Linked DNA regions of Homo sapiens: regions 2 and 3 are each linked to region 1. The links are chromatin loops, found by intact Hi-C in ENCODE. Cell type or tissue: OCI-LY7. All regions are shown on one strand.

What was found. Peaks named below come from ENCODE experiments on the same cell type or tissue, not always from the same donor. Only the 100,000 strongest peaks of a DNase experiment are listed, where the experiment ranks them.
Region 2: it touches region 1 in a loop (8-fold over the local background); 2 of 110 quality-filtered maps call a loop at or near these places.
Region 3: a loop joins it to region 1, with 3 times the contacts of the local background. A loop is called at or near these places in 5 of 110 quality-filtered maps.

The regions. Positions count from the first base shown.
Region 1 is chr3:188,442,573-188,450,572 of GRCh38, forward strand. All of the region lies in intron 4 of LPP (LIM domain containing preferred translocation partner in lipoma), which reads left to right. Among named protein-coding and RNA genes, the nearest start is that of LPP-AS1, 120 kb to the right of the region's middle. In OCI-LY7, no CTCF peak of the experiment used is centred here; DNase peaks (open chromatin) are centred at 49, 3,689 and 4,379; H3K4me3 peaks cover 2,637 bases; H3K27ac peaks cover 2,801 bases.
Region 2 is chr3:188,748,766-188,756,765 of GRCh38, forward strand. All of the region lies in intron 8 of LPP (LIM domain containing preferred translocation partner in lipoma), which reads left to right. Among named protein-coding and RNA genes, the nearest start is that of MIR28, 64 kb to the left of the region's middle. In OCI-LY7, CTCF peaks have their summits at 416 and 627; DNase peaks (open chromatin) are centred at 456, 4,206, 4,666, 7,686 and 1 weaker place; H3K4me3 peaks cover 3,485 bases; H3K27ac peaks cover 4,952 bases.
Region 3 is chr3:188,386,670-188,394,669 of GRCh38, forward strand. All of the region lies in intron 3 of LPP (LIM domain containing preferred translocation partner in lipoma), which reads left to right. Among named protein-coding and RNA genes, the nearest start is that of LPP-AS1, 180 kb to the right of the region's middle. In OCI-LY7, no CTCF peak of the experiment used is centred here; DNase peaks (open chromatin) are centred at 3,522 and 4,232; H3K4me3 peaks cover 1,469 bases; H3K27ac peaks cover 2,437 bases.

The DNA of each region.
Region 1 (8,000 bases):
AGATTGGTGGCCCGGGCAGCAACATATTTTCTATAATCTGTAGCATGAAGCCAACTGAGGTGTGACCGTGGTATTTCCTGAAGTGGCTTTCTTTTGCTTTTCTGTTTTGATTATTATGTGGCTGTGGATTTAGTTCACACCATCACTGTGAAGAATTTTCGAAACTTAAGAATCAAGCTCTGTTTATACATTTTCAACGTAAGCCCTTAATTACAGTCACTCCTCGGGCCCAGTGATTTTACAGTTACATGTCAGATTGAGGGGTTTCGTCTTGAGAATGTCAGCTGGCTCTGTGAAGAAGAAGAAGAGCAGATACGTGAGTTACCCAGAGGAGTGCTGATTGAGTCCAGGAGTCTTTCTGTTTAAGAGCACGTTGAAAGAGTTTGTGTGTCTATTTGTAAAACCATTTTGGAGATGATAAAAAGCATTCTGAGACACACAAATTTTTTTTCTGTTTTCAAAGGCAAGACAGAGACATGTGGACAGGTTGATGAAGGGATCATTGTGATCTTTTCTCTCAGAACTTGATTTTCATTACTTGAACTTTGTCTTCTATGCTTTTATTACCAACACCTGTACACAAAGGTACACATAATACTTGCAAAAAAGAGAAGAAACTGTTTTCAGACTGGGGCTCTATTAAGTGTTCATTGACCACAATCTACAACAACAAAAATGACAATTCCTGCTTGCCATTGAAAATAATGCAATTGAAAAGAAAGGGCGGAAGCAAGTTCTTGGCTGCATAGCTTCAGTCTGATGCCATATTCTAGAGTGAAAAGGTATTGGCTTGGTTTTGAGGCCTGCCTTCATCACGTGAAGGCTCTGTGGCCTGGCAGGGTTATCTTACGCTATTGAACCTCAGTTTCTCCATTTATCCAATAGAGATGGAAAGTATTGGCCTGCATTTATTTCTCCTTCAAATGACATATTGTATAGAAGCGTATCGTAAGTTGTAGGTACTTAACAAACATGAAGGACTGTTATGATCTCACTTTCTGGGCTAAGGAGAAAATGGTGGGATGAGTTTCATGTCCTTTTCTTTGTGGTTTTGACTCCAGCAGCTTCCAAACGACTTTTGCTGATGTTTCCTAATTAGCAATGCTGAATCTCGTGTTGTATCAATCCTCCCCATTCCTTAAGATGGAAACAAGTGTTCCAGTTATAGCTATACCATGTGCCTGACAGGAAAGAATTGGGTTGCCATCAGAACCTTAATTTATCAATCTCAGTGGCTTAAAATTTTGAATTTGCAGCTTAATATTATTCATTAACAAAGTATTTTTCATCCCTTAGCTTTCCTCCAGGGAACAAAAGGAAATGGTACACACTAGCTCTTCTAACAGGCTCTCATTCAATAAAGGATGGTGTGCCCTTAATTTTGTTAGCATGTGTATAAAGAATGTACTTTTAGTGGACATGCTTCACTTTGCAAATATAGTGCATAATTTTCAAATACATCTTTGACTCTTCCTCAAACCTGCTCAGAAGCTGTGTTTTTCCTCTCTTCATTAAAATGTTCCAACCTGGAAATTTTCTCTTTACAATTCAGATATTTTTCACTTCTTGGGAAGGGAATAACTAAATAATTTCAATACTTTAAACTACAAGGATGATGTATTTTTGTTCTACACAGCATTGATATGGTGGAGCTGTATTCTTTTTCTAATAATACAAATAATATAGGGCTGTAAGGGTTTGTATCATTGCATGTATATGTTAAGAGGATAAGAGGTATGTATAAAAGTAAATTTTGAGAAATTATAAGTATAAACCAAAAAGTCTTATACCTTTAGCAATGCCTTTAAATCTTGAACTTGAAAGAAAAAGTTATGCCCGACTCGTTGATTGCATATTAAATAGGAAAATACATTTGTTATACTTGAACTAGATTGTTCTTAGGATTTTGTGAAAGAAAATATATAAGCATGAATTTATTATAGAAAATAAAAATGACCCTAGAAGAAAACCTAGGCAATACCATTTAGGACATAGGCATGGGCAAAGACTTCATGACTAAAACACCAAAAGCAATGCCAACAAAAGCCAAAATTGACAAATGGGATCTAATTAAACTAAAGAGCTTCTACACAGCAAAAGAAACTATCATCAGAGTGAACAGGCAGCCTACAGAATGGGAGAAAATTTTTGCAATCTGTCCATCTGAGAAAGGGCTAATATCCAGAATCTACAAAGAACTTAAACAAATGTACAAGAAAAAAACAAACAACTCCATCAAAAAGTGGGCAAAGGATATGAACAGGCACTTCTCAGAAGAAGACATTTATGTGGCCAACCAAAATATGGAAAAAAAACCTCACTATCACTGGTCATTAGAGCAATGCAAATCAAAACCACAATGAGATACCATCTCACGCCAGTTAAAGTGGTGATCATTAAAATGTCAGGAAACAACAGATGCTGGAGAGGATGTGGAGAAATAAGAATGCTTTTACACTGTTGGTGGGAGTGTAAATTAGTTCAACCATTGTAGAAGACAGTCTGGTCATTCCTCAAGGATCTACAACCAGAAATACCATTTGACCCAACAATCCCATTACTGGATGTATACCCAAACGATTATAAATCATTCCACTATAAAGACACATGCACACACATATGTTTATTGTGGCACTGTTCACAATAGCAAAGAATTGGAACCAACCCAAATGCCCATCAATGGTAGACTGGATAAAGAAAATGTGGCACATATGCACCATGGAATACTATGCAGCCATAAAAAAGGATGAGTTCATGTCCTTTGCAGGGACATGGATGAAGCTGGAAACCATCATTCTCAGCAAACTGACACAGGAACAGAAAACCAAACACCGTATGTTCTCACTCATAATTGGGAGTTGAAGAATGAGAACACATGGACACAGGGAGGGTAACATCACACACCGGGGCCTGTTGGGCAGTGGGAGACTAGGGAGGGATAGCATTAGGAGAAATACCTAATGTAGATGACAGGTTGACGGATGCAGCAAACCACCGTGGCATATGTATACCTATGTAACAAACCTGCACGTTCTGCACATGTATCCCAGAACTTAAAGTATAATTTAAAAAAAAAAAGTAAAAAAGACATTGATTCATTCATTCATTTATTCAGGCAATGTTTGGAACTCATGATGTGCCAGGCACTGTTTTAGGACCAGGAATAAGCAATGACCAAAGTATTTGCTCTCCTGATAGATTATAAACAAATAAATATATAATAGCTCAAGCTGTGAAAGTCACAGGCACACAGAGACACACACATCTCCAACATATGCAGCAAGGTAATGAGATAAAGAATTCCTGGCCATTTTTTGTGATACAGGATAGATGTAATGGTTTCCTATCAGTTTTATCATTTTTAAGGTCTCTCTTCTTAGAATAAATTATTTTATTTGTTTCTTCCGTATGCCATTTAACAGGGAGGGGAAGTTTTCTGCCAGTTTTGCACCCACTGTTTTTCTTTTTCAGTAAGAGCCTTCTCATAGTCTGCTTGAAGGCAGCGGTCTTGCCACATGTGTTCTATGCATAATAATTTCAGGAGAGTCTTGTCCACAATGCTTGGTTGATTACGGCTTGTGGGACACCACTTAAATGACTAGAAACAGCTCTCTTTAATAAACACACTGGTGTTGTCCATCATTTTAAGTGAGCATGAGAGCCCAGCTTCATTTTGCCACTCCAATCTCACACGGCCTAGAAGAACTAGTGAAAGTAGCAGGTGGTGTTTGACTTTCAGTTTTTCTGAAATGTGTCTCTTTCTGCCACTCTCCAGACGCCGTGCCAGTCAGGCCCTCAAGGTCAAAACATCATGAAATTGACCATAGATTATCTCAGCCTTTTCTTTTTAAAAGTGTCATTGTAACCTGTTGGTTACTGTGTATGTCATTTAACTTCTCTGTCTTTAGTTTCTGAAGTAACTGGTTTTACATTGCCATCAAAAGGCTTCTGTGGGTTTTTATTTTTCTTTGTTTTTATTTGTTTGTAAACAATCTCCTTTTCTAAACTCATTTCCCCAAATTTCCTTAATTTTTCACGGACTGATGAAAATGTTTTGCTGCTTCCAGAGCTTGTCAGCTTCTCTTTGTGGCATTGCTTTCATTGTTGTTCTCCAAGTTCCCACTCAGCTCCTGCTTTCTTCAAAAAACCCTTTGGTTTCTAACATCTATGTTTTCAACATGGCAATGGAGTGAGTTGCCCAGGGAATGATTGGACCGTGATTGTTTTCATGGCTTTCTTTTGCCTTTTCTCCATGTCCTTTTTAGCTCTAAGCCTCATTTGTAAGCTTTCTAGAAATGTGGATTCTATTATAGAACTTCTGTTTTTCTCATTTTTGTAGTTGCTTTCTCAAGAGCAGGTGCTGGTGACCACAGGACGAGTGAGAGACGAGATGGTGTCTCTCCTTTAGCAGTTGGCTTAATTAAGGAGGTTTTTTGAAGTGTATGGGCTTCAAAAAGTCTGACATGTGATTTGTGGCCTGTGTGGTCTAACTCTGATTCCTTTGGATACAGAACCTTAGAAAGCCTTGAGAAAAACCTCAGAGATCATCTATGCAATCAATTCTGGCTTTACCTGGAGGGAGTTTTATAAAACACAAATGCCAGGGCTTCAACTTGAGAGACTCTGATTTCATTGTTTTGCAGTGGGTCTGCACATCAGTAGTTTATAGAAATTTCCCACATGATTTTGTGAAACCAGGGTTGAGAATCACTTGATTTTACAGGGCATATATAAGGTCCAAAGCAAAAGTGACTCTTGGCTGGGCGTGGTGGCTCACGCCTGTAATCCCAGCACTTTGGGAGGCCGAGGTGGGAGGATCATGAGGTCAGGAGATCGAGACCAGCCTGCCCAACATGGTGAAACCCCGTCTCTACTAAAAATACAAAAATTAGTCAGGCATGGTGGCAGGTGCCTGTAATCCCAACTACTCAAGAAGCTGAGGCAGGAGAATTACTTGAATCCAGGAGGCAGAGGTTGCAGTGAGCAGAGATTACACCATAGCAGTCCAGCCTGGGCGACAGAGTGAGACTGCCTCAAAAAAAAAAAAAAAAAAAAAAAATTAACCTGTCATGGTGGCATGTAATCCCAGCTACTCCAGAGGCTGATGCAGGAGAATCACTTAAAACCCGGGAAGTGGAGGTTGCAGTGAGCCGAGATCGCGCCATTGCACTCCAGCCTGGGCGACACAGCAAGACTCCATCTTAGAAGAAAAAAAAAAGGTGACTCTCCGGGATTCTATAGCAGTATGGCCATAGAGTAGGGACAAGAACATATGCCTCCTCATTTACCATCAGTGCTATTTCTATTTTGTTTACTACCATTTACTCTCATTTGATTGTGTCAAATTATCTACTGTTGTACTGGGGGGCCAGAGTGGATTCCCAAGCCTCAACCACATAGAAGAGTAGATTGGAGGTTGTTTTCAAACTATTCAACATTATCAGTGGGTTGAATTTGTAAGCTATCAACTCAAAATATAAAGATAATTTTTATAACAGGGTCTATATTGGATTGTAAAAAGAGGGTCATAGGATTTGGATCTTTAGGGCTCTGTAATTCAAAATTTGGGATGTTCATTAGGACTATTTGTGTTATGTTGTAAAACAATTGTACTTGTTGGCAGACGTCTTGGGTTCAAGTTATGATTTTGCATTTAGGAGGTTTGGGAACGTGGACAAACTCCCTTTTGAGTTTTCCTTCACCCCGTCTTTGTAATGGAGATAATATTCTCATTTCCCTGGGTTTTTAGGAAGGTTACCTGAGATGACTCGTGCAAAAGCTAACACATAATAGATAATAATATCTATCTATATTGAGATATCTATATTTAGATAAAGATATCTATATTTAGATAAAGATATCTATATTTAGATATCTATATTTAGATAAAGATCTATATTTAGATATCTTTATCTAAATATCTATCTAAATAAATGTTAATTTATTCTGAAGTGTGGTAAGTTTATCTAACATTTACTGTAGCAACCAAGGTGGGGCTAAATATGGGGACCAATCAGAAAGACGATCTCTGTCAGTTTTGCCTAGGACGTTCAGTGGGACTTGGGTAGGAGACTGTGGACTAATCTCACCTCTGGAAATTTGTGTGGCCTGTGCTATAACTGAGAGGAACCAAGTAAGCCTGTGTATATGGCAAATGGTAGTCCTCTCCCAAACAACATTTGTAAAGAAAATGCATTTTGCACTATTTCTTAGTGTGTCTGAGGCTTTTTATGTTCATAAAAATCTTAGTGAGTTGTTGAAACGTGCTTTTCTGAAAAACCTTGGAATTTACCTGGTTTAGAATTAGAATCAGAAATGTGTCTTTTTAAACTGTATTCTACCTTCTTAAATCTTTTGCCTTCTGCAGCAACATGGAGCAACTCTGATACTTTTTTCTACTTGAGGGCCTTTCGTAGTCAGAGATTATACTAAGATAGCAAAAAATAGAAAGTGACACACTAGTCAAGGTTGGTTTATTGTGTGGTAGGAAATCCAAAAGACGTTGGAAGCAACAACAATAGCTCTGAGGTCCTTGGAACCAGGAGTTTTGAAACTTTTACTTTACTGCACGTCTGTTGACATGATTCCATGAATATTTCTGCTCTTTCTCCCTTATGTATACCAGATCCACTGGGCTGAGTTAAATATAAGACCCCAAGCATGGTCAATTCTTATTAATAGTCCTTGAAGAGGCTCTCTCTTGTTTTTGATTGACTTTCTTTTTCTTTCTTTTCTTTTCCTCATCCTTTCTCCTTCTTCCATTCTCCCTTCCACCTCACAGAAGCCTAACGGGCTTGGAATAGCACTTATAAATGCATGAATTTTTAGAAATATATACTATTGTTTTCATTTCCACAATAATCATGCCTAACATTTATCAGCCACTTCCCATATGCTAGGCTCTCTTTCAAGTCCTTTAAATGTAATAACTATAATAATCTCACAACAAACTCCATGAGACAGGGACTGTTATCTAGTGTGTTTTATAGATTAGAAAACTGAGACACAAAGAAAGTAACTTTCTAAGCTCACATACCTGGTGAGTCAGTAGCTGAGGCAAGATTTAAAATCAGGCAATCTGACTGTACATCTCACTCTTCGCTACTTTGTCCTTGTGCCTTTAGATCATGGTTCTGTGCTATCGATCTGATCTTATTTCTTACTCTTTTTACTACTGTTGTTGCTCAGCATAGTCTTCCCCCCTCAAAAATAAGTAACATTTATATTGCTATTATTATTATTATTATTTTGAGACAGAGTCTCGTTCTGTCACCCAGGCTGGAGTGCAGTGGCACAATCTCAGCTCACTGCAACCTCTGCCTCCCAGGTTCAAGCAATTCTTCTGCCTCAGCCTCCTGAGTAGCTGGGATTACAGGCGTGCACCACCACGCCTGGCTAATTTTTGTATTTTTAGTAGAGACAGGGTTTTACCATGTTGGTCAGGCTGGTCTTCAGCTCCTGACCTCGTGATCCGCCCACCTCGGACTCCCAAAATGCTGGGATTACAGGTGTGAGCCACCACGCCCAACCTGTATTATGAATTATAATACATAGATAACGTGTAAATATTTAATGTCACATATTATTCGTGTGAGTTAGATTTGTAAATTTGATTAGCGCTGAGACATTGGTATTAGTTTTTTCTACAGATGAGAAAACAATTACATACTTTTACAAATGATACAAATATGTGTGAAATATATTTAATCACATACATGAATAATGCTCAGTGAGCAGGCATAGAATTGTCAGGACCTTTGCAGTATCTCCAATATATACCCTGCCCATAGATTAGGAACTATTGCTGTACTATTGCTCATCAGTTTAAATAATTATGTTAATTCACATTTATCTATATGATCAGCATAATCTTTCAAAAATCGATTTACAGGCCTGGTGCGGTGGCTCACGCCTGTAATCCTAGCACTTTGGGAGGCCGAGGCAGGTGGATCATCTGAGGTCATGAGTTCGAGACCAGCCTGACCAACATGGTGAAACTC
Region 2 (8,000 bases), 310 kb after region 1:
AGAGCAAAACTCTGTCTCAAAGTAATAATAATAATAAGACGAAGAAGTAACAAAGCCAAACTGGAAAGTTTCTGTTAAATGAATGTTCTAGATAATACCAACGTATAAAGCAATCATTTTATACCAGCTATGGTCAAACAGGGACCAGAGCCTTGACTTTTTTTTGCCTCAACACAGCTCTGCAGAACCCACTCAGTACCCCATGTCCTACTGCCATTCCTTTGGTTTCCAGAACATTGAGATGTACAAATCCAAAACACCACAGTGTTTCAGAGAGAAATGGCATGACTCTACTGGTTGCAATTGTAATGGAGTTCACCTTGTTCTGGAGTCATACAGAAGCCATGTTGTAGACTTAGTGTCCCACGCAATACTCCTAATTACAATGAAAATCTACTGTTAGGTAGAAGGAGAAATTCCTCACAATCAGGCAACAGCGCCTACTAGTGGGAAGAAACTGATACTTGAGGTAGGGCACCTGGGAGATAGCTCTGTGCATCTTGAGAGAGTGCTACACTGAGAGCCCAAAGGCTCTCAGGTCTCATCTCTCCTGACAGCTTGCTATGACATCTTAATCAATGAATTGCCTCTCTCTTACCCTTTGTTATAGAGTCTGTAAATGAAGAGTTTGGAATGGCTACTTTCTAAATTTTCTACACGTCCTATGACCCTTGAAATCCTCTTAACAATGTATTATGGATACTTTGCTACTAAACGGTAAAACAGAATCCCGAGTAAGATGAATTGGCTTCCTAAGGAAGTAGTGTCAGGGGAGAATAGCACCATCTTTGGGGCCAGTTCCATTTATGCAGGTAATATGGTATGGTCCAGCTCAAAGATCACTGGACTGGGCTGAGTTGCAACTCTGCTACCTACTTCTCAAGTCATGTACAAGGTCATTCCTATGTTAACTCATGTGTTGGGAAGATGATAATTGTCTCATTTAGCTTTTAGTTATTATAAGATTCATATGAGAATATAGAAATTATGAAGTTTTATGTGAATCTGCAAATTTATTTTCAGTCTTTATATATCACAATTTTAATTTAGGCTAATTATAATTTTTATTTTCCCCTTTTTGTTCTATATTCTAAATTCGTATCTCCCATGGAGGCAGGTACTGTATGGACAAAATCTTTTATTAGTCACATATTGTTTTCATCCATTTTGTGCTGCTATAGCAGAATAACTGAGACTGGGTAATTTATAAAGAATGAAAATTTATTTTATCACGGTTCTAGAGGCTGGTAAGTCCAAGATCAAGGCACCAGCAGGCTTGGTTTTCTGGTGAGGGCTACTCTCTGTTTCCAGGATGGTGCTTTGTGCTACCTCCTCACATGGCAGACAGTGGAAGAGCAAGCCAGCAGAATGCCGCATGAAGCCTCTTTCACAAAGGGCTTTATCCCATTCATGACAGAGAAGCCCGTATGGCCTGATCAACACTTTTTAATAAAATCACAATATCTACTGCTGAATTTTGGAGGGAACCAATTCAAATCATAGCACACATCTTTTCTAAAATGGAAAGGGTAATATGATCATTGGAGAAATACTCATTCCTTTGCATATTGGTTTACTATCCAAGCCAGGTGTGGTGGTTCACACTTGTAATTCCAGCACTTTGGGAGGCCGAGATGGGTGGATCACCTGATGTCAGGAGTTTGAGACTAGCCTGGCCAACATGGTGAAACCCCATCTCTACTACAAATATCAAAAAATTAGCCAGCCATGGTGGCACACACCTGTAATCCCAGCTACTCAGGAGGCTGGGGCCAGAGAATTGCTTGAACCTGGGAGGCAGAGGTTGCAGTGAGCCAAGATCGCACCACTGCACTCCAACCTGGGCAACCGAGTGAGACTCCATCTCAAAAAATAAAAAAAAAAGTTTACTATCCAGAGAATCTTGTCCAGGTTAACACTCTTTTTTGTCTGCTTTCTTCTTTTGTGAAACAAGAAGGTAAGAGGGACACTGGAGAAAACCTAATGTTCTTTACAAAATGAGTCATAGTTCTCCATCTGCAAACTGTGGCTCCCATTTATGTCTTGGTGTCAATATGACTATTACATGTTATGTACATGGATTCCACCTCATTTGCAACATAGTCTTCTGCCTGAGCTCTGTTTGTTGGATCTGATCTAACTTTACATGGTCTTAAGTCACACATTGAACTCTTAAGTTCTGTAGGCCTCTAAGCCTTTTTAAGTTTTAGTATTTTCATCGTTAAAATGAGAGTGATTATAACCCTTGCTTTGCTGCCTCCAAATATTATTGAGGGATCAAATGCATTGATAAATAAGATAAAGCACTAGACAAATATAAGGGATGCTTGATGACTTCACAGAGGGAAGATTATTCTGTTGCTGGCTGCTGAAATACAGTAGCTTTAGAAAAACCCCTTTGGGTTCCCTTATTATCAGGTTTGGTCTCAAATAACCAGAATAAATTTGGAGATTTCCTACCACAAAAGCTAAAAGTACCTGGGCAGATTTACCCTTTGAGTGGACCTAAGGGAAATGCAGATTCCCACGGGAGAGATCACGGAGCAGATTCAAACCATAAGGCAAAAATAATTGTTGCAATAGCGGTTCTAACTGTACTAGTAAATATTGATTTTTCTGTTAGCAGATCAATCATGAAATGAATTCTAAATATAGAAGACTGGTTAAAAAATTAAGACGGAGAATGTGAAAATGTCCATGTGTAAAAATTAACTTAAAGAGAAATCTTGCTTTGGCCAAAAGAAATACTACTGTTTCTGTCAGGAATGTTCTGTGATTTAATCAAGTTTCCTGCCTGGCCAGATAATTTTAGGAATTGTGGACTTTTAAAGTAGTAAGTCAGTTTAGAAAACTGGTTAAGTGGACAGATGTAAAGTCAGACTGCCTAAGCCCCAATTCCAGCTTCAATATTTAACTCTGTGGTTGTGGGCAAGGCACATAATCTCTTTATGCTGCCTTTTCATCAACTGTTATGGAGATAATGATAGAACCTACATCATAGAGTTGTTGGGGTGACTACATGAGATAATACAATTAAATACTTAACACCTGGTCCATAAAAAGCGCTGAATAAATATTGACTATTATCATCACCCCGGGGTCTACAAATTTTTGTAGGATTAGGATTAGGATTGAAATTTCTACCGAAAAATTCCATCAGTAAAATATTGATAAATATAAATCTTAACCAACTGCCTCAGAGACATAGGGACCTCTATTTTCCACTCATTGACTGTCATCTTTAGAGAACAGTCCAAAGCATGTGCCTTTCTGTTCTAGTTGTTATGAGCTCTTTATTTTGAAGTTGAACTATATACTTCCTATAGTTTAAAGGAGAAAGAAGTAGGTCTCATGCTGGACACCTTCTAGATGTTACCTCCTCCGAATTTCATAGCCAAGTATTTAAGGCAGTTATGATCATCTCCCTCTTAGAGAAGCCTAGAAAAGGTTACTGCAGTGCTTGACAGCAAATAGAAACTCACCAAGTGCATTTGTTGAGGGATTGACAGAATGGCTGGATAAGTGACTCAACTAAGACCACTTATCTAGTGAGTGCGTCTACTCAGCTGCTTGTTTTGAAGACAAGGAAATTCGGGCTCAGAAAATTTAGGAAACTTGTCTAGGCTGCCAATAGCTAGTAACAAAGGCAAGAATTGCATATCTGATTTTCTTTACACCATGTTACATCTAACTGTTCAAAAGATAACCATGTATTATACTCGAAAATGCAAAACAGGGTTGTTTTTTGTTTTGTTTGTTGTGGTGGTGGTGATGGTATTTTTGTTTTGTTTTTGCTACTTTTCCTGAGAGTGGAAGTTGTTATCAAAAAGTTACTGTCATGACTACTATGTGTATAGATGCTATTAGTTTCATCAAGGTTGGGAATAGGGTATATGTTGCCCAACTTTCTGCCCCTCTCCGCCTCATATTAAAGTTCCAGTTTCCTAGAATATATCTCCTGGGAGATTTGGCACTAGCCATCACTGCATTCCAATACCCCGGGACAAACTACTCTTGGTGGAACACAGAAGCATACAGTCCTTGTTACAGCAGTGGTTCTCAAACTCACATTCCTGATGGAAAGCTAGAGTTGAAGGGTCAACACCCAAGAGCTGCAGTGGAGGACCATCACCTGTCCTGATTCGCCACCTGTGGTAGATCATGACTTTCACTAAGATCCCCTGAGGCTTGTGGGGATGGAGAAGTGATGCTGGACTGGCCCTTCCTCTTTCCCTGCAGGTGTTAATGGGTTCTGCTCCTAAACAATACTGATATAGGTCAGAGTTATGATTGAATTGTATACATAGAAACATGTGCTGATTGAGAAAATGGGCTTTACAAGTCAGACCTGGTTCCAGTCTCAGCCACACTACATTCTGCCTTTGAGACTTTGGCCAGGTGATGGAACATCAGGTTTCTTATCTAAAAAGGAGAATAATTGGTTGGTAGGACTAAATGAAAAAATGTATGTGAAATGCTTAGGACAGTGCTGAGCACAGATAAAAATGCACAATAATTTTCTATTTTTTGTTAGTTTCCTTCACAATACATATATTTACATCAGCGAAACATGCTTGCTTTTGCAACCTTCTGTGGGACTCCCCCTCCTAATTTACCACCTCACCTGAAGGTCTAAGCTAAGCAAATCTCTGTCTATAAATGAATCACATCGTGGTTAGACTTTATAACAACTTCCCCTTGCCAGGAGATCACTCAGCCTTCACTTCATCTCATCTGGTTTGCTGCCCAGGCCTTTATCCACTCATTCCTGAACTCCTCTCCCTGACAACCTTGGGGTTTTGGCTTGTTGTGTGCGTGTGTGTGTGTGTGTGTGTGTGTGTGTGTGTGTGTTTTGTTTTTTGTTTTTTTTTACTTTACCTTAATTTCTCTTTTTGGACTAAGATGTTAAAATGTTTCTTAATGTGACTGTCTCCGAAACTGTTTTGTGTCTACCACTCATCCTAGTGGCAGTCATTGATCCTTTTCTTGTTGCGAGTGTTTGAGTGTGGGTGTGTGTGAGTGTGTATATGTATTTGTAGAGGGAAAAACAAGAGAGAGGGAAACAGACATTGGAGCCACCTTTCCCCCACTAGCCACGTACCTGTTGAACCTTCAAGCCTCTCTATAGAATCAGATATACACAAGCACAGTGACAGAACTACATGTGTCCTACAGTCCAGCTTTTAAGATATGATAAAAACTCTTGTATTCACAGAGCTAAATGGCAATAACCATAGGAGATTGCATATTGCTACATTATGTAAAGACAGAGTCCCAAGAAAATAGTGAGAACTCAGTTTGATGTATGATGTGATATGTGATATCTTACTTTACATGGCTAACAGTTGACATTCTTTGTGGATTCTATATTGTCTAAGGCTACAGAAGAGCCATATGATAAATTCATCGGCAACCCAAAAGAAGCCTGTTCTATCGCAGTGCTTCCAATTAATATAAGTAAACCACTTTCTCTGGCTCAATGCTACCAAAATATTTTATGAGAAAATTTAGCTGATTCTGCTCATGTATATTTTCAATGGATGGAAAGCCATTGCAAACTTTTCAAACTAAAATATAAAGATAGCATTAGGGAGAATACTCTCTCTGGTGAAAAACAACATGTATTATGATGCGTTAGGAATTTCTTTTTTTCAGCCAACTCGTGGTTGAGCAGTCTGTCCCCAAACTGTTTTGCATGCGGACGAAACCTGTTTGGGCGATACTTGTCAGCTTTTCTTCTGACAAGCAGGACAGAAATAGGCACCCCCAGAACACTGAGTTTGACTTGACTCAACATAGAATCACCTGGAGAGTTTTAAAAGTTTCTCTCCTGTAATATCCCACCTCCAGACCAATGAAATCAGAATCTTTGGAGTTGGGAACCAGGGATCAATATTTTTTTTTTTAAGTTTCCCAGATGATTGCAATATACAGGCAAGATTGAGAGTCACTGTCCTAGAGTATAAGCAGTTTAAGAAACAAGTTGTCTATTATTACATGCATCAATACTACAGAGTCCATGAAATAAAAGCTTTGGTGATAAGAAAATGCCACCATCCTAGAGCCTTCAGTTAACATCATATGGGCCTGTCATATAAAGAATGCAAACTCATTCTGTTATCTTTTTGGGCCTTCAGTGGAAGATAATTTTTAAATCAGCTTAATGGAAACTGTGCTTCAGGAAAATAACTTCAGTAGCCATATGTAGGATAAACTGGAGCAGGTTTTGTTTCTAGGAATATGTTGCCATCATTTCACTACCCTTATATAATCTTATTGATTCAACTTTTAGAACCAAGACTTTTTGCAGAATATATCGAAGAATGTGCTTAATGGGAATGCTGATATATCATACAATTGGCATATAGAGCTTCAGTTCATTATCATATTTAAAGGTACAATATTAATTTTGCTTGTGCTTAAAATGTCTATTATAATTCAAGTAGCAAGGAAGACATAAAGAAAAATGTGACCTGGCTTTACATCTGCACATATTTAATACTTTACATTTGATGGTGAATAATGGGAAAGTTTGGGAGTATGTCATGCTCAGTCACCATGCATCAACTCCCAAAATGGCTGTGGACAGCTTTGGTCCTGCCTCAAAACAAGCACTGCTTGCAAAAGAGGGTCTGTGGCTTATTTTTATCAGTTGTGTGGTGATCACAGGAAAAACATTTTAAATAAAAAGTTTATTTTGCCATCATGAAAGAAACAAATTCATATTACCAAAAGAGAAAATAAATATGACAACCCAGCCTGGTGCAGTGGTTCATGACTATAATCCCGGCACCTCAGGAGGCCAAGGTTGGAGGGTTGCATGATCCCAGGAGCTTGAGACCAGCCTGGGAAGCACAGCAAGACCCTATCTGTACAGGAAAATATTAAAAATTAGCTGGGCTTGGTGGCGTGTGCCTATAGTCCCAGCTACTGGTGGCAAGGGCTGAGGGAGGAGGATCACTTGAGCCCAGGAGTTCAAGGGTGTAGTGAACCATGATCGCACTACTGCCCTCCAGCCTGGGCAACAGAGTGAGATCCTGTCACAAAAAAAAAAAAAAAAAAAAAAAAAAAAAAAAAAAAAAAAAAAAAAAAAAAAAAAACAAAGAAAAGAAAACCCATATCACGCTATGCCACTTCTCTTGTTCAACCTGTAGATTTCCCTGGAATGCCACTATTCACCCATGCCATCCCCAAAAATGACTTGTTAAAATTCTAACTCTTCAGATTAGCTCCATTATTAAGACTTCTGTAAAGTCTTTCTGTTGGTAAGAGGAGGTAAATCAGAGATATCAGAACAATCAGGAAGCCATTGCAATAGCCTTTGAAAGGAAGGGTGATTAGGTAGTAGGCATGTGGTGGAAAGCAGGCATTTCTGACACATTGCTGAGGTTGCTATAGATGGGAGAGCAGAGGTGAAGGATAAGAAGAATTGTTGGCTGAATCTAGAGTCAGTACAAAGCAATATATAAAATAAGTAATAATATATAAACACCATTTTTGGTTTTGTTTGGAAATCTTAATTCACTGACAAAGTTCCCCATCGGCTGCCGGCCCTCTGTCATCGGATCTTTTGATTGACTGACTGCTCAGCATTGGCAGCAAGCTCTTCACACCAGCCCTGGGTCTGAGCTAATCAGCTGTGTTTCCTTCATGCTCTGATGCCTTGAAGTTTGGTACTATTCTCCTGGTTTCTCTTGTTTAAAAGTGCTGAGATACTTGTCTAAAAGATGGGCCTTAAGATTGTGGTGTGCTTTTAATAATGTGTGGGGTAAGTGCCTCTAGAGGCAAGCATACACTATGCTTGAGTAACTTTCTCTCCATTCTGAATCTCTCCCTAAAGGACACAGTTTGTAAATGTTTGTTCATGTGAAAAGGGAAGATTCAGGTACCTTTTCTGTCCTACTGATGTGTGGGGCTATTTTTATGTTTTGTTCTTCACTTTTTTCTGTACTTGTGATTTAAAGGTGCCAGACTGGTTACCCTCAAGGCTAGTGTCCCCA
Region 3 (8,000 bases), 56 kb before region 1:
CCAAAGCCAGTTTTCCCCTTCTATTAAATGAACCTTTAACTGAGCTCTGAAATTGTGAGGAAGGACATACTTTGATGCCCATTATTCTGTTCAATAGCCATATTCAGAAGAGAAGTTTAATTCAAACTCCAGCCCATCAAAGCATTTTGCAGGGTTTTCAAAGCAGTTATTGTAATAGAGAGTAATTAAATATTACTGTTTTCAACTGCTTATTTATAATGTACGAAGACATTATAATGACCCCAAAGTTGGTTTGCCTTTAGAAAAATAAGGATACAAAATGCTGTGTAGAAAAGAATATGCTATCTTAAGTCTAGAGAGCTGGGTTCTAGTCCCATTTCTGCTTGTGACTTAGTCTGTGGCCTTAGGAAAAGGCTTTTCTTATCGTTGAGTCTCATTTTCCTGCCTTTAATGACAAAGAAATTACAAACCTTATATCTGTAAGGCACTTAATAATTTGTCCCCTCTTCTTAAACTTGTACAAGTGAAGTTACAACATTCTATCAAGTTCAGAACATGTAGACTGTAAAATTTTACACCTACAGAACATGTAGGTGTAAAATAGAGTCACCCATAAATCTATTACCCAGATACAGGTGCAATCTATCATGATCATATTTATGTATTCCTTTCAAGTCTTTAGCTATTAGCATAAATTACCCATCATGCTGTGTATCTCTTGACATCATACATTAAGCATTTTCCATATCACTGCATATTCTTGAATGATTACAATTTTAATAACTTTAATATTTCATTGAGTGATTGTGCCATATCTTAATTGTTTCATTATTTGAAAATTTTGCGATGATTAACATTTATGCATAAATGTAGCTTACTTCTTCAATAATCTTATATATGATGTCTGAGGGTTGAGACACACGGGTCAGAGGTTAATTTTTTTTTTTTTTTTTTGAGGCAGAGTCTCACCCTGTCGCCCATGCTGGAGTGCAGTGGCATGATCTCAGCTCACTGCAACCTCCGCCTCCTGGGTTCAAGCAATTTTCTTGTGCCAGCCTCCCGAGTAGCTGGGATTACAGGTGTGCGCCACCACACCCGGCTAATTTTTGTATTTTTATTAGAGACAGGGTTTCATCATGTTGATAAGGCTGGTCTTGAACTCCTGATCTGGTAATTCACCTGCCTTGGCCTCCCAAAGTGCTGGGATTACAGGCATGAGCCACCCTGCCCGGCCCAGAGGTGAATATTTTTATGGTTATTTCTATCTATTGATGACTTGTTTTGTGAAAGGGATTTTTTTTTTTTTTAGCTTTAGTAGGAATGTGTGAGTGAGTCAGCATCTCCCCTATCATGCTAGTATTAAATATGTTGTTTTTTTGGTATTAGCATTTCTCTGGTTATTTGTAAATTTAGATATGTTTCCACATGCCTCATTTCCAGTTATTTTTTTTTATTGCCTTTGAAGATGAGTACTTTCCAATCTTTAGGATCCCATTCACAGCAAATCAAAGAGGAAACATTTTAGTGAGAATTGTGCAATTGTGCATGTCTTATAAAAGGTTCTAGAACATTTTTTACTCACATGAAGGACTGTTTGAATAAGTTGAGACATGCCTTATTCCTAAATGGAAACATAGAGGTTGTTAAGTAGTTGTTTTCCCTACATTTCGTGCAATCACAGTTAGTACAACTCTCAGGTCAATTATTCTTGAATTTTAACCAAAAAATTCTAAATTGTCTTGACAATAAACAGGCAAAATAGGTAAAAGAAATCTGCAAAATAAGTGTAATGAGCAACTGGGACCATCCTAGCCAGATGCTGAGGTGCATTTATAAGGCAACTCTGATTGAAGGAGGAGGTGGTGCTGGAATAGATGGGAGGTCAAAGCAGTAACAGAACCCACCCAGACATAAGGCAACTGCACGTGGAATTAATTGGCAATAAAAGAACCACCTTGCTACATTCCGAAAAGGAAGGATTATTCTCATGGCATTGGGATAATTGGTCAGCGTTAATGAAAAACTTACATCATGAGTATGTTTCACAATAAACCCTGATATAAATTAGTGGTCATGTTAAAAAATAAAACTTGCAAAAGTCTTCAGGCAAAGAAGAAATTTGTTATATCTGTAGTAACTGAAAGCAGTAACTTTTAAGTTTACACCTGAGGTCCTCAAACTTTTTCTGTAAAGGGCCAAGTAGTAAATATTTTAGGCTTTGTAGGCCAGATGGTCTCTGTCACAGGTCCTCAACTCTTTGTGCTGCAAAAGCATCAATAGACAATATGTAATATGTCTCATATATAAACAAATAGAGAATATGTAGGTTTATAGGAAGAGTCATAATATTGTGAATGTTAATTTCCTGACAAATCGTGTCCCATGGTGAATTTTATGAATCTTTCATTTTTTTGGCAAACTGTTTGAAAAAGCATTTCATGGCTATTTTAATTTATATTTCCCTGATTATTATTTAAGTTGTGTGTGTGTATGTATGTGTGTGCGTATGTGTGTGTGTGTGTTTGGTATATTTGTGTGCCACTGATGTCTCTTTTTATGTGAATTATAGGTAGAGTTAATTTATCTCACTTATTTCACCTCTCTGTCACCTGATGTCCCAATACCCTGGAGAGCTTTGTGATATCTACACCCCAGTACAGACTAATAGGTCACTGGTTTGCTTCAGAACTAGAACTTCTCCTGTGCCTTTGTGCCCAAGGGCCTGGGACTTGACTTTTGGCTCAGTTCTACTTGTCTGCTAACCTGACCGCTTGACAGTGGATTGAGGATGGAGGGCACTGAGCAGTTTTGGCTGTGCTTGACCTCCTGCTTAGTTTCCCTCCATGGTCTCTTAGAAATCTGAGACTGGGCGTGGTGGCTCACGTCTGTAATCCCAGCACTTTGGGAGGCCAAGGTGGGTGGATCACCTGAGGTCAGGAGTTCGAGACCAGCCTGGCCAATGTGGCGAAACGCCATCTGTACTAAAAATACTAAAGTTAGCCAGGTGTGGTGGCAGGAGCCTATAATCCTGGCTACTCAGGAGGCTGAGGCAGGAGAATCACTTGAACCCGGGAGGCAGAGGTTGCAGTGAGCCAAGATTGTGCCACTGTACTCTAGTCTGGGCAACAGAGTGGGACTCCGTCTCAAAAAAAAAAAAAAAAAAATGGGACTCCGTCTCAAAAAAAAAAAGAAAAGAAAAAAAGAAAGAAATCTGGGTGAGTTGTTGCCTGAATCTTGTCTGAACCTGCCTATCCCCTCTGGGTCCTGAAATCTAACTGTGGGTGAGATCTGCCTTTGCATTTCTGTTCATCCAGGTGAGCAAACCTGGAGTTTGGCCTCACTCTGTCCAATTGTGTTCCTTCCAAGAGATAAAACTGAGAAAGTGGTAAAGTCACTTGCATAAGCCACTTTCAGATCCATAGAGGACCCACAGCATGAGATTCTGACTGTTATTATTACAGAGGTAGAAGCGTCATTTTCTTGGAGCTGTGTCTCCGTGTCTTTGGTGTGCCACAGTCACAGGCCTGCTCCTGCCCCTCCCTGCAATCTTTCCATTGTTGTGTGTGGTACAGGAACTGAGACAATTATGACAGAGCCGAGCTGGTTTCTCTTCTCTTTTGGACATCATTGTTTGTCACAATTCTGATCACCATTTCTTCCTCTAGATCACAAAATTGTAAAATCACTGCTATATTTACATTTTCTTTTGCTGCCTGGGCTTTAAAAAGTACTATTTATAGCTTTCCTTTGAAATTCCTTTATTAATAGTCTTCCTTCACATGTATATCACTCTGCTATTTACAAAATGCTCTTACGTTTAGTATTTCACTTGATCAGCATAAACACCCATGGGATAAGCTAGGCAGGATTGTTGTCTCCATTTTACAGGTGAGGAAATTAAGGCTCAGTGAGGCCTGGAAGGCCCTGGCCTGCAGCCACTGCTGGACCGGGTGCCAGAACTGGGTTTAGACGTCTTACTAGATCTCTCTTGCTGTTTTTCTTTCCGTCTACAAAAACTCCTTCTCATTTATGAGTTTCAAAGATTTTCTTGTCTGACACATAAGGAAATTAGTGGCTTTTCTTGAGAGATCTAAGCATTACTGCATTTGCCTAATATTTCTTTTACTATACCTATTGGTCTGAGTACTTTAAGAGAAACCAGTGTCTGTAAATAATCTTCCTTCTTGTCAGACATGGAGGCAGAAATTTTCCAAGAAGAGAGAGACCCTGAAGACACTGTTTGTTCTCTGCTGTTCTTAACAAGTACTGCAACCACAATTTTGGATTTTTCTCCTCGAGGCTTTCTAGTTGTAGGCTGCCACAGAATACTTCGGGGTCACAGATTCCTATTCCCTTTTAAACTGTATCGGGCATGTGTGTTATGTGACCTTTGTGTTCTGACCTTCAGATTTAGGGAACTGAAGATTTAGGAAGTCTTGTTAGGACTTAAATCCAAGTAAATTCCCTCATGAGTACAAAGACTCATCTGTGGAGGTGTGGAATGTTGGAGAGAAAGGGACTTTCATTCATCTAGCCCCCTGGGTTAGAAAACAGGGCTGGTGAGTGATAGAGCTGAGGCTAGCGTGCGGAGATCAGACTAGATTCGGCTTTCTGCTGGCTTCCTCCATATCACTCAGTACTTCTGGAGTTGTAGCATGCCTCTTCCCCCTGGACTGGGAGCTTTGAGAGGGACGGCACTGGGTGTGCTCTGTGCACGGCTCTTCTAGAGGTGATCCAAGTGCTTTGCATAGGCACTCAGGATTTATTTGCTTGATGAATTTGAACCTGTCTGTTGTTGATAAAATATCATTATTGCCCATAAGGATCTTGAGGGAGTTTGTAAGGATCTTGAGGGAGTTTCAGTCAGGATTCACTATAGGAAACAAACCACTTTAGATATTTTAAGTGGAAGGTACTTAATACAGGGTGTTTCACAGAAGTAATTAGATGGACTGCATGGAGCAGAATCGAGGCTGTCTCCAGAAATGAATCACAAAACTGCACAAAATTATTCCATTTTCTACAATCAAGCAAGACAAAAATGGTGAAGCCACCATGGGAATTACTGAGTTCAGTGATACATCACAAAACTTGTGAAACAGAGATCAAAAGCCATAGTCAGAATGATGGTAGCTGGACACTGAGACATGAGTCCAGCTACTTACTCTTTTTGTCACGGCTGCTTTTTGACAGCCACCAAGCTGAAGACTCAATATGAGAACACAGATGCTGAAAAACCCCATGTCTGTGTCACCATTCTTCTAACAGAAAACAGGGCAAACAGCAGAAACATGTCTTCCATCTTACTTTTGCCTTTCAAATATCAAGCCAATTACATATATTTTGGCAGAATTTCTTTTGCAATCAAACCTTACCTGCAAGACAGCCTGTGCAATATGGGAAGTTTGAGTGTCGATCTACCATATCCACCACATTAAGGGTGATGGTTTTCATATTTCGGGCATGTCTTCCATAAGGCTTTGTGTGTAGTAGATATTAAGTTGGAACCAGAGTAACAATTACGTTCTATTACATCTCTACTTGTCAGTGTAGTTAATTATATAACAGAATGGACTGCAACAGTTTTACTTTAGGGAATCCCTAAGGGGGAATTCCTATTTATCAGAAAAATGCTGTAAGGAGGGAAGACCCTGAGGTGGGAGAGTATTCTAAACTGTTTTGGTTTCAAACATCTTGGAAAGTACTACATGGAGACATGCGATATTATAACATATCAGTGCTTACCATGTCTGGGGGGAGTTCTGTCTTAAAAAAGCTTGCCTACCTTCTATGCTGTTGCTCCCTCGCTGCACTGTTTTGACCCCACTTTCCTCCTCACCAGCCAAATACAAGTTTTGCAATGAGAATTAATGTAAAATGGTTTCTTTATAACAAACTAAATAGGCTTATTCTTAAAAGGAAACATAGAGGTTGTTAAACCGTTGTTTTCCCTACATTTCATGCAATCACAGTACAACTCACAGGTCAGTTATTCTTGAATTTTAACCAAAAATTTCTAAATTGTCTTGACAATAAACAGGCAAAATAGGTAAAAGAAATTTCCAAAACAAGCAGAATGAGCAACTGGGACCATCCTGGCCAGATACTGAGGTGCATTTATAAGGCAACCTTGATTGAAAAAGGAGGTGGTCCTGGAATAGATGGGAGGCCACTGCAGTAACAAAACCCACCCAGACACAAGGCAACTGCACGTGGAATTAATAGGCCATAAAAGAACCACCTTGAAACATTCCGAAATGTTGAGCCTTCACTGAATTCTTCTGACTTTTCCCTCAACTCTGTGTAACCCCAATTTAGAAATGTGAAATAGTTGTTAGTAATCCCTTCCACCTTTACATTGTACCCTAGTGAGTGCATTTGGATGTATTTTAGACACATTTTTTTTTTTCCTGCTCCAAATTAAGAATCAGGCAACATATTGTCCTTCTAGTACTTGTAACCAAGTATATATTATAAAATCACTGATAATCTCGTATGTGTGGGGTCAGGTGTTAAAGATATAATTGAAGTAAACACTCTTGATTTATTTTTATTTTTATTTTAAGAAAAAGTGACATTTTTGCTTCAGGAGAAAGAGGCTGAGTGAATAGGTTAGTTGATAATAGTTTCTGCTAGGTTTCTGCTATATCTTGCTTTTCTCCCGAAGATTCATTTTAGTACCTTCTTTCCTTCTTAAGAGCACATGCTCCTAAAGCAGGGAAGCCCCCAAAGCCTCCTCTACTTCCCGTTGCTAATTGCTGTGGCCTCTTATCCACGCCAGTAATGAACCAAAAGTATGGGAGGGCTTTAGCCATATGGAACTTCTGGGAGAGGACTTGACTGTATTCAGGATTCACTTGGACTAAACGACCAAAACCTCATTAACACAGTGTTTTCAGTAGGTGATTATATGAGTTATCGTCAAAACTGGGACACTTTTGCAAAGGGGCACTGTTAATAATTACACCAGAACAGCAGGTATAAATTGGAGATGTATGGTCATCCTAATTATACAGAGCCTTCAAGAACAGTGTTTGAAATGTGAATTAAAACGATTCGAAACCAGAGCTTAAGTCTTAGTATTTTCATGGGTTTAAGTTTACCTTCTCTTTTATATAACAATCACTTGCTGAGATCTGATGATGGGATATACTGTGTATTAGGTCCTAGGAATATATAGATAAAGTAGATACCAATTTTGTTTTTTTCTTCACTCACAGTATTGTAATATTTTAGACCAGTGGGTTTCCAGTCTGGCTTATAGCATACTGGAGATACTAGGGCAATAATGCATTTTATGCTTCCCCCAAATTAAAGTATGTTTTGCCAAAGTGTGATGATTTAAATGCCCCTGTAATGGTTTTATTAATTTTTCTATTTATACTTGGGGTTTTGTTTATGATTTGGCATGAAGAAACCATTTATTTTGCTAAGGAAAAGTTTGAAAGCTACTGGTTTGAGACTTAAAAATTTATCTTTAATATTTGGTTATAAAGTCGTAAGGCTACTTTTTAAAGAGGGGAAGAACTAGACTGATTAAAGCTGAAACACATAAAGATGTAAACTGAGTGGGAAACAAATAAATTACCTGAAATATATAAAGGTCTGCTATGTATTAGAGGTTTTGTGATTCTAGAGGGCACAGGTAGGACCAATAGGTGGTACTTATGGGAATACAGGCTTCAGCTGCAGAAAACTTTCTAGCAGTCATAACTTTTCTGCCATGGAAGGGGCTGTCTTGTAAGGTAATGAGTTCCTTGTCATTGGACATGTACAAATGAACTCACAGATGGTGGGTAAGCTTCATCTTGAGCTCCACATTAGATAAAATGTCTTCATTAACAATTTCACACTTCAAGGATGTTAAACTTCTGTATTGGTGAATGTTGGGTCCTTTGCTACTTCTTTAAAAATATCTAAAGTGTGTGTGTGTGTGTGTGTGTGTGTGTGTGTATGTATTTGTGTTTTATTTCCCCAGAACATTAGCTGAGTATATTTTTCATGTATTTTATTTTATATTTTTACACAGTGGTCAATAA